2 separate regions of the Homo sapiens genome follow, and region 1 is linked to region 2. A link is an interaction called in ENCODE POLR2A ChIA-PET data of the cell type or tissue named here. Cell type or tissue: GM12878. All regions are shown on one strand. Links, peaks and the distances in the headings refer to the core of each region. The heading gives the core; the rest is flanking DNA.

Region 1 (5,377 bases), core at 211-5,210, 87 kb before region 2:
CCAATGCACGAACGTGATAAGTCTCTACGTTTATTTAGCTCTTCTTTAATTCCCCTTTGCAATTTTTAAATTTTCAATGTACAGGTCTTGCACATCTTTCATTAGATGTATTTCTAAGTAATTCTGGTATGTTGATGCTATTATAAGTGGAATTGGTTTTATAAATGTTTTCCCAATTGTTTGTCACTAGTGTGTAGAAATACAGCTGATTGGCTGGGTGTGGTGGCTCACAGCTGTAATCCCAGCACTTTGGGAGGCCAAGGTGGGCTGATCATGAGGTCAGGAGTTCGAGACCAGCCTGACCAACATGGTGAAACCCCATCTCTACTAAAAATACAAAAATTAGCCAGGCTTGGTGGCGGATGCCTGTAATCCCAGCTATTCAGGAGGCTGAGGCAGGAGAATCGCTTGAACCTGGGACGCCGAGGTTGTAGTGAGCTGAGATCATGCCACTGCACTCCAGCCTGGGTGACAGAGTGAGACGTCATCTCAAAAAAAAAAAAAAAAAAGAAATACAGTTGATTTCTGTATTTCGTTCTTGTGTCCTGCAACTTTTCTAAATGTGTTTATTATTTCTGGTAGCTTTTCTGTGGATTCCTTAGAGTTTTCAACATAGGTGGTCTGTGTCATCCAGAAATAAGTTTTATGTGTTTATATGCTTCTTCTTTCCCAATTTGTACCTTTTATTTTTCTTTATTATACTAGCTAGGACCTCTAATAGAATATTAAATAAAAGTGGTGAATGGATATCCTTGCTTCTTCCTGGTCTTAGATGGAAAACGTTGAGTTTTTCACCATTGAGGCTGTATCTATAAATCCACAAATCTTTTAGAGCTTCACATTCACTTTTAGTTTGTTATTTTTCATCAAAGGTAAGAAATGAGTTTCAACTGAAATAAGCCCATATTTTTATTAATTTTTCATTTTTTGAATCCATTTAAGAAAGTGCATGTAACTTTTAAAGGAGGATGGTCCGCTTGTTAAAATGGATATTAGAAGGTGTTTGTTTACATATAAGAACCTGATGATGGTTTTCTCCATGTGCTAGAGACTCTAGTTGCCTTCCAGTATATTTTTTCCTTCATAAGGGAAGGTTCGTTTTATTTGAGCCAGCAATGCCTCCAGCTGAGATCACGTATCTCTTATCCTTCGCCTCTCAGTCTGACCACTGGTCTAAGTCCTGGCGTCCTGGCCATTGAGCTGTAAACACACATATTTGTGTGACTTCTGAGAAGGCTCCTTAAAGTCGCCTTTTGTCCTTTCTTATTTTTTTTCTTCTGGCTGCTTTGACTACAGTTAAGATGTTTGGAGCTTTTTAAATATGAAGGTGAAATAAACTTCTCTTGTATTTAAGCCACTGTTGTTTGAAGTTTTCTACTTAGCATAGTTGACCTAATCCTCCTGATGCATGATTTCCCAAAAGGAAAAGCCTAGAGCAGGTTTCTAAGACAGTATGTGAGAAACGAATAATCTGTGATTAGTGTTATTACTTCTGTCTCTATTCCAATTTGGTTTTCCAAGAATCAGAAGGATATCCAGCATTTTAATTGGGTACCTCAAAATCTTTTAATTTAGTATCATTTCTATTCCCTCATATGAGATAGAAAAGCTATAGAAAGTTCAATCTGAATCACTTTTGCACTTAAAGAATAGCAAGTCTCAGAGTAACTGCCAAAGGCACATGGTTCTGTCTGTCATGAAAAGAATAATCTTTTCAAAATGTATGACAAATGGCAGAAATAACTTTGGGAATCCCTAATTTGCATTCACATTCTTGGGGTAATAAATTAGGGAATGTACAAAGTTCCCTTATGCTTTCTCTAACATTTTCATTGGAGAAGAAGGAATAGGAAAATGTAAGATGCATCAGGGCAGGGATTTTTCTGTTTTGCTCCTTACTATGTTTCAGTGTTTAGAACATAGGCTGGCACGTATTAGCATTGAGTAAATATTTGTGGAATGAATAAATGAGGTCTCGGTGGGTCTGGTTACCACAGGCCTTGAGGGCACATGAAGTCTATGTGCTGGGGCTCAGTTGCAAGGGGACATTTATTCCTTTGGCTGTTCCTTGTCATGCAGAGGCAATATCATGCCCCTGGGAAAGCAGCCCCTAGGTTTGTCCTGTTGTCCCAGTAGATGGTCGGTTTCTTGAATGTGGGACCGGTGGTTGGCACAGCTTGCCTTGTGGGTTTTTGTTCAGCCACAGTTGGCCAAAGAAAGCAATCGACACCTGTGTGTCATTGCAAAGTCATAGTTTCTAACCTTTGCCTGTTGTGGTTTCAGGCTAGTACTAAACAGGACCAGAGGACAGTTGAAGTTTACTCTCTATAATCAAGAGTGTTTTGCATGTTTTCTACCCAGCAAATTAAATTATTTGCCTGATGAGCATTATTTCATGATTCCCTTCCTAAAAGGATGAAGCATCTGGAAAATCTGAAGAACCGTGTAATTGACGTCCATGTTTATTAGTGGACTAAGAGAAAATCATTTCCTCTTGCCTTACATTCTCAGACTTACAGGGTCACAGCTTCTGCTGTTGGCATATGGGGGGCTGCTCCCTCTGACCTGGAGCCAGCGTGGGTCTTTGGCCTAGACTCTCAGCTGGACGTGGGCCAGGGGTTCTCTGGTTGCGTGACCATGTGTCCCCTTTCCTAGCCAGGGTTCCTGCTTCCTGTTGCCCAAGTGCTCAAACTCCAACTCGAGCTTGTCTTCCCGGGCATATGCTCTTTGTTCCTTTTTGCTTTATCTGATCGTCCTGCACTGACCCCTTGCCTGCCGGAGACTGCGCCACTGCTGCCTTCTTTTTCAGTGGCCCCTCCGTTTGCTCTTTGGCTTACCCAGGTCTGAGGGCCTGCAAGACCTCCTTGGTAGAGTTCCCCCAGCCCCCTGACACACAAATCCAACATATGGTCTTTTTCTAAAGCCTGCTTTTCAGAGGGTCTATGGATTTCAAGAAAACTCGCTCATTCAGAAGACCTAGTGTAAAAAAGGTTTATGAGATCATGAAAATTAGGTCAGGCATGGTGGCTCACACCTGTAACCCCAGCACTTGGGGAGGCCAAGATGGGAAGATCACTTGAAGCCAGGAGTTTGAGACCAGCCTGAGCAACATGGTGAAACCCCGTCTCTGGGGGGGGAAGAAAGAGAGAGATAATGAAAATTAAAATTAAAAATAATGTGTGAATGTAACATAGTATTATAATAACTGATGCTCTCTAAAAGCTTTTGGCAGTAATTAAGTGAAATCTAATGTAATTATTTTTGTCCCATCTTTCCATAGACTAGGGTTTTAAGCACTTTATATTTTAATCCTTTGTGAAAATCTAAAACATTGTGCAGTAGCACTTTATTTGACAACTTGAGGTCATGCTGGCGTGCCAGTGACATGGACAAGTGAACTCTTTATCTTTTATCATATGGGAAAGTATAAACTTGGGACCAAAAAGAATGCATAACTTTCCAATTTCCTTTAAAAGGATCTAAGATAATGTATTTATTTTTGTGGAGCATTTGTTAATTCACCATTCACCCAGGAAATACTTACAGTACTATGTGCCAGACACTGTTCTAAGTGCAGAGGCCAAGTAGTGATCAAAAGCAACCCAAATCTTCCCCATTCAGAGTTTACATTTAGATAGATGGGATAGAAATGTAAGCAGATGAACACAAAAGCCCTACTTCCCTGCCAGAATTTGCAGTCCTATTTTTGTTTATTACTGGGTGGGGTATCCATATTCTTCACAGAATGGTCCTGCTGAAATTGAATACATAGTTTTGTGAGTGTATACTCACGTCTGATTGTCATTGTGGGGGCAGGGAAGGCATGGACAGGAGAGTGAAGATCTTTAACCTTCCTCAGTTTCTTAAGGGAGTCTGTGGCCTCCCCCCCATAAATTAAGAGCTTCTACCAAATTGTGAACTCCTTAAATACTGGCAAAAACTATGCATTTTCATTATATTTTTCTTAATTTATTTAAAAACCTGATTTAAAAAAAATTAGCAACAAGATCTTGCTCCGTCACCCAGGCTGGATGCATTGGTGCAATCATAGCTCACTACAACCTCGAATTCTTGGGTCAAGTGACCCTCCCACATCAGCCTTCCAAGTATCTGGGACTACAGGCATGCACCACCATGCCCAGCTAATTCTTTTTATTTATTCTTATTTTTTTTTTAGAGATGGGGGTCTTGCTCTGTTGCCCAGGCTGGTCTTGAACTCCTGGCCTCTAGTGATCCTCCTGCTTCAGCCTCCTAACATGCTGGGATTACAGGCGTGAGCACAGAAAAACCAACATTGTATTGTTGAGCTTTTAAGGTATATAGGTGTAAAATATGACAGAAGTAACGCAGTGGATGGGAAGACATTACATGGAACTGTAGTAAGTCTTAACCTTGTCAGTAGGTTCTTGGAAATTCCAACTTTAAGCAAAACATCATTCAAATAATGTCATTTCATTCAACGTCTTTTCATTACAGCATTGAGGAGACAAAATTATACTTTGTTTCAGTTAAAGTTGGAGTTTCCAAGAACCTATCAGTGAGTTAAGTGAGGACTTACTGTAGGGTCTTGCAAGCTTCTCCTGTTTTACATGAAGTAATTCAGTATTAACTCCAAATATATTATGCTCAATTTTGAATGCATATTATAACCTCTAGGGCAAATATGAGGGGGAAAATACAGTGATATATAGCTGAAAAAAACCAAAATACTAAATAATATTTGATAGCACAAAAGAACGTAGGAAAGGGGGAGTAAAGAGTAAGAAACAGATGAGACAGACAGAAACCAAATTGCAAAATCCAGCTATTCAAGCAAATACATTAAGTATGAATAATAGCTAAACACTCCAATCAAAAGGTAGAGATTGTCAGACTAATTTAAAAGAAAAAAAATTGCTATATGGTATCTACAAGACACACTTTAAATACAAAGACACAAAAAAAGCCTGAAATTAAAAGGATGAAGATATATTATGGAGACAGTAACCATAAGAAAGCTGAAATGGCTGTTTTAAGATTAGACAAAGTAGACTTCTCTATGAGTATTACTAAAAACACAGCAGAATGCTTTGTTATGACGAAAGGGTCAGTTGTGTTTGTGTGCCTAATAACAGCGTCCACAAACAGGAACAGCTTCTAGATATATGAAGTTAAAATAGCTAATGGGAGCAATGAACAAATCAACAATCACAGTTGAATACTTTGAGACCGAAAAATAAAAATGTTTAATTTTGTACTTCATTCAAATCTCACAGCTCTAATTTGTACTACATTTTTAATATTTTGTTATGTTTATAACATTTTGCTATCTTCTGCTGAATCAGCGTAATGCTGATATACACCCTATTTTCTGTTTTATATCAGATCTTCAGAAAAG
Region 2 (5,377 bases), core at 104-5,103:
AGCCACCATTCTCCCCGCACTGGGGCAGCGAGCAAGGGAAAGCAAGAAACGCCCCCTGGGGACCCAGACACTCTCAGCTCCGTGTGTGAAGGTGGAGGGGAGACCGCCCTGGCTCTGGATTTCCTGGGTTTTGTGACCCAGGCAAGGTGCCTTAATGGGGCCTGAAAGGTGCATTTGCAGCCCAGGCAGGCAGCGCTCCAAGAGCAGCAGTTAGCGGGGGCTGGGCAGCGGGACTGCAGGTTAAACCCACCCCTCCCCAGCAGGGAAAGGCTGCGGGCTGAGGCCACCGGGCCACCGCTCTTTTTCTCCTCTCATTTCAAAGGGCAAGAATGGTTTTCCCTGCCACATCACTGGCTAATAAATGAGGCATCGAGCAGCTCCTTTGATTAAGACTATGCGGCCCTCACTACGTCATTGTCATCATTGACACGGTAAGTGTGCCTGTTCTTTCTGAGGCTGCCTGTGAACCCAGCGTGAAGCCCACCCCAGTCAGCAGCCAGCTGTCCAGCCTAGGGGAACAGCTGCCCCCAGTCCACTGTGTCCCGGCTTCCCCTAGTCTAGAATGTGGTCAACACACTCCCCTACCTGGCCTCCCATTGACAGAGGCTATGGGACCCAATTTTCCCCATATGTAAATCGGGCCTTCAAATATGCCCCCAAAACTCCAGGCCTGTTGGAGATAACTTAGATGAAAAGGTCCTATCTTATCATACACCTTTACCATAAACTTCCCCTCCTGCCACCCCCAGAAGGAAGAGCTGAGGCAGTTTCCAAAGGTGCCTGACTTGTCCACAGACCACAAGCCCCAGGAGAAACGTCCTGGGCGTCCTCACAACATTTAGGATTAAATGTTAAAAAAAAAAAAAAGAGACCTAGAAGGCCCCCACAAAAGGGCAAGAAATTATAGAATACCACCCACACGGGGTTTATTCCTGATTCACTCAATAAGCATTTACTGAGGCACAGCTGGGCGCAGCCACGGGCTCTAAGTTGACTGTGTACAAGTGATGGAGGGCTGCAACCCACACACAGGAGGGCCTGGGGTCTGCCCCGCCCCGTGCCAAGTTATCATCTCTGTTGCCCATCAGGGACCTTGTCTAAGCGGGAGCTGCAGCCCCCACAGGCCCAGCGAACCTGACAGAACCAGACCCTGCCCCAAGTTCTGTGGATCCCCCCACCACTCTTGCGGGTCCTTCCTTCTGTGTTTATCGCTGAGGCCACGCACTGAATGTCACATTGTCTTGGGTTATTGTCTAATTGTTTCCTGGGCAGAGACATTTCATTTCAGCCAGCTGAGTTCCATGGGGTAGAAACGGCAGCAGGCTCTTATATAAATCATCTGCTGGGGTGGAAGAGATTATCCAGCCCGTGGTGGGGGCCAGAATTCAGGGGGGCTGTGAGGCTGGATGGGAAAATGATGCCATCTTTGTTTCCATTAGGCCCCAGCTGAAATGTGATGTTTCAGTTGTGGACACGAGTGGCCAGCCACAGTGGCGGGAGAGTGCCTGAGACTTGGGTGCTGTTTGTTAGAAACCACAGCAAGTCTTTTCATCGCCCAGTGCAGGTGATCCAGGTACCTTAAGGCATTATTTATGCTCGTCACTACCTTGAAATTACAGTCACTATTAGACATGTCAGTAGTGAATAAAGAAGTGTGTAGGACATTATATTAAAAATCTGCTTTTCTTTGGCCAGGCGTGGTAGCTCATGCCTGTAATCCCAACACTTTGGGAGGCTGAGGCAGAAGGATTGCTTGAATCCAGGAGTTCGAAACTAGCCTGGGCAACATAGCGAGAGTTTGTCTACAAAAATTAAAAAATTAGACAGGTATGGTGGTGCATGCCTGTAGTCCCAGCTACTCTGGAGGCTGAGGTGGGAGGATCACTTGAGCTTGGGAGGTCAAGGCTGCAGTGAGCTGTGACTGTACCACTGCATTCCAGCCTGGGTGACAGGGAGAGACCCCCCATCTCAAAAAAAAAAGTACTTTTAAACATTTTGATCACTATATTTTAATATGAAAGGTTTCTTTTCATCTTAGGTGTTTTACTTTATACATTTAAAAACCAGGACTCTGGGAAGGGGTCCACAGGCTTCAGCCAAAAGGGTTGTGGCTCAAGAAAAGGTGAAGGACCCTCGATCTAGTCTAACCATTTTGCCTTCTAAGTGGGGACACTGAGGCATGGGATGTTTCCAAAGCCTCCCAGCTTATCCATCAGACTTGATTAGAGCCTCAGCTGCCTGAAACCCCCTCCGCTTCAGATGCAGTGGCCTTCCATCCCTGCACTCCACACCCTGAGCCCGACATGTGACTTCCTGACCCACTGACTACCCTGGTTCCTCCTCCAGGTGCTTCATCAGCCCCCTTCATCTTAGTCCATCTGTCCTCTTCCACCTGGCCCTGGACAAGGGTCAATAGAGCACAGTGGTTTCCTGTTCACTCAGGTCAGGAAACCAATGGCAAGAAAAGTGACAACGATGGCACCCATGATTGAGGACCTCCTCTGTGTCAGACACTCCTAGCTTTACTTATTTACACCTCACTTTATCCGCAAAGAGGCATCATTATCCCCATTTCACAGATGAATAAAATGAGGCTTAGAGGAGTTAAGTGATTTGTTCAAGGCCAACTGCATGGAGATACGGGTCCTCCAGGTGGGTTCAGTTACAAGGCAGTCGAAGCTGGGGCTGGAGTGGGGAGGTGGCCGAATATAGGCTCTCCCAGATCTGAAGGATGCAGAGACTTTGGGCCAGTGTTCCTGAGGACAGGTAGAGCAGGGGCTGCGGACAGTGCAACTGTGGCTGAGCCCACCTACCGGCTGCTACCCTTGAAGTGGCTTCACAAGGTACTGATTTCTGCCTCGCTCTGTGCCTGCCCCGGGAAAGCGGAGCTGGCACCGCTATCGCATCTCTGTGGTTTGCACGTCTGTGTTCCCAGAGCTGCTTCAGCCCCACACGTGGGCAGAGCAGCAGTGTGGTTGAGCTGTCCAGGTGCTGCCGTTTTTGCTTTTTCTTTCTTTTTTAATGATGAAGAGGAAAAGGAGTGTGGGGTGGGCACAGATGTACTTGTTCCTCTTTTTTTACATTTAATCATTGACAGGACTGCTGACGCTGGAGTAACACACTCACTCACCCATGTAGTGCTCACCAAGTGTCTACACTATGCTGACCTCCCAGAACCACCTAGGTCTTCGGCACTGACAGACCCTCCCTTCTAGCAAAGTAGACAGGTAGACAGGTGAGAGCTCTATGGGGTGACAGGCACGCCGCAGAGATAGCAACTTCAGGGTGCCAAGGAACACACAGGAGGAGGCTCTTCCTGGTCCCAGGTGGCCGAGGAGGTTTCCCAGAGGTCAAGCTTGAGGATGAGACAATCTGCCCAACCCCTCCAGCTGCTGACACAGAGGGAGGGAGAGCACAGGGAATGGTGTGCCGGACCGTTACTCTCCCACCCAGAGGTTTCTTGTCACTTTCTCTCATATTTCCTTGAACAACACAAGTCACGTGGCCACACCTAACTTCAAGAGGTGGAATCCTGGTGGGGCACAGTGGCTCACGCCTATAATCCCAGCACCTTGGGAGGCCGAGGCAGGTGGATCACCTGAGGTCAGGAGTTCGAGACCAGACTGGCCAACATGGTGAAACCCCGTCTCTACTAAAAATACAAAAATTAGTCGGGCTTGGTAGTGCATGCCTGTACTCCCAGCTACTCAGGAGGCTGAGGCAGGAGAATCGCTTGAACCTGGGAGGCGGAGGTTGCAGTGAGCTGAGATGGTGCCACTGCACTCCAGCCTGGGTGACAAAGCAAGACTCCATCTCAAAAAAAAAAAAAAAAAAAAAAAAGGTGGAATCCTGCCGTGTGCTGGGAGCAGCACAAGCAGTGTGGACCACACTACAAATGTGTCCTCTCCAGCCCCAAACTCATGTGGATTCGCCCATCCCCACAGAGCACCTACCCACGGCCATCCTGCCCGCCCCACCTTGCTCTTCCTCATGTGCCATGCCCGCCCCCGCCGTCACCCCAGTTTTCGGTCCTCATTCATCACCTCTGCTGCATTCTCGTGGCTGTGGCCTCAGCCCAGTCCTCACTGTCTCTCTCCAGGACAGCCACAGCTTCTTGCTTCCTGGTCTCCGATCTTAATTCTCCAATCCAGTTTATATTCTACATCCCACTGAGGATTGCAGAATGAGTTTGCTAAAGGCACAACTGATTGTGTTATTCGCTACCTAAAATCCTTTGAGGGTCTTTAGGACAGGATTCGATTTCCATGACCTGGGATATGCTGTTCTCTCTGTCCAGAATGCATTTTCCCTCCCCATGAACCCTCATCAACTCTGCTTAACTCCTTCTCACACAAGACTCAGCCCTCCTCCAGGCAGTCTTCCTTGGCTGCCCCACACCCTGCATCTCATTTTGGTGCTCCCCTTCTAGTCCCCAAATGTCTCTATATTAGTGTACACCATAAATGACTAGTGTCTGTCAGACTGGGAGCTGTTTAGGGAAGTGACAAAGTCTCAATCATCAACTCCTAGGGCCTCCACAGGGGTCAGCCTGGTGGGTGCGTGCTGAATGATTGCTGAATGCAGGGCCAGTGGTAGTTACTGTTCCAAACCTGCCCTCCACAGCCTGTCTTCCCACATCATCCAGAGACTTCTTCCCACAGGACACATCAAGCATCTGCTTAGCTCCCTGTGCTGGCCACTGGGGAGGGGGTGTGAAGGCACACCCATGGCCTGCAAGGAGCTTAAATGTTGAGGGGAAAGTTGAGAAACCCAAAAGTCACTGGGAACCACATGGCACTCAACGTGGGGACGACAGCTGGGGATGAGACACCACCCTTATGTCTTCCCTTGGCCTCATAGAGTCACCACATAGAGGAACCTGATAGAGGCTCCTGTCTAATCCGACCAGGTTGCAGATGAGGATGCTGAGACCCAGAGAGGTGGGCTGAGTCACTGCGGTCACTCAGGTAGCCACCAACGTCACTGCAACCCAGACCAGCCTCAGACCTCCACAGCAAATGCTCTTTAGGAAAAAGCAGACGTGGGCACCTTCCACTTCTATGCAACATGCTGTGACGTAAGACAACCCTCAAATATCTCAAACCAGCGGTGTTTTTCTCCCTGCACTCTTCCTTCAAGAGGAAGTTGCAATTTAATTGAATTATTTCTTCTTTCTCTCCTTTAGTCAAAAATTGTGATTTAAGCACCTTTTATGTTTAAGCCACCCTGCTGGCCACCAGGTGATAATCCAAGAGAAACAAAACCACCCTCACTTCAGAGCTTGGGGACAAGACACATGTCCCTTACATCAGCGAACCAAGATCGGGAGGGAAATGCCGAAGGAGTGGTTCAAGCAGTTGGCAAAAATTTTACAAGA

The links. Peaks named below come from ENCODE experiments on the same cell type or tissue, not always from the same donor. Only the 100,000 strongest peaks of a DNase experiment are listed, where the experiment ranks them.
Region 1: POLR2A ChIA-PET joins it to region 2 with 7 read pairs; 3 of 35 experiments call an interaction of 5 or more read pairs at or near these places.

Annotation. Positions count from the first base shown.
Region 1 is chr13:99,329,968-99,335,344 of GRCh38, forward strand. All of the region lies in intron 6 of UBAC2 (UBA domain containing 2), which reads left to right. Among named protein-coding and RNA genes, the nearest start is that of FKSG29, 19 kb to the right of the region's middle. In GM12878, for the core only: no CTCF peak of the experiment used is centred there; a DNase peak (open chromatin) is centred at 2,224; H3K27ac peaks cover 1,244 bases.
Region 2 is chr13:99,417,466-99,422,842 of GRCh38, forward strand. No RefSeq gene overlaps it. Among named protein-coding and RNA genes, the nearest start is that of LNCARGI, 13 kb to the right of the region's middle. RefSeq lists enhancers at 1-645, 2,631-2,770, 2,821-2,910, 2,921-3,030. In GM12878, for the core only: no CTCF peak of the experiment used is centred there; a DNase peak (open chromatin) is centred at 3,046; H3K4me3 peaks cover 787 bases; H3K27ac peaks cover 2,624 bases.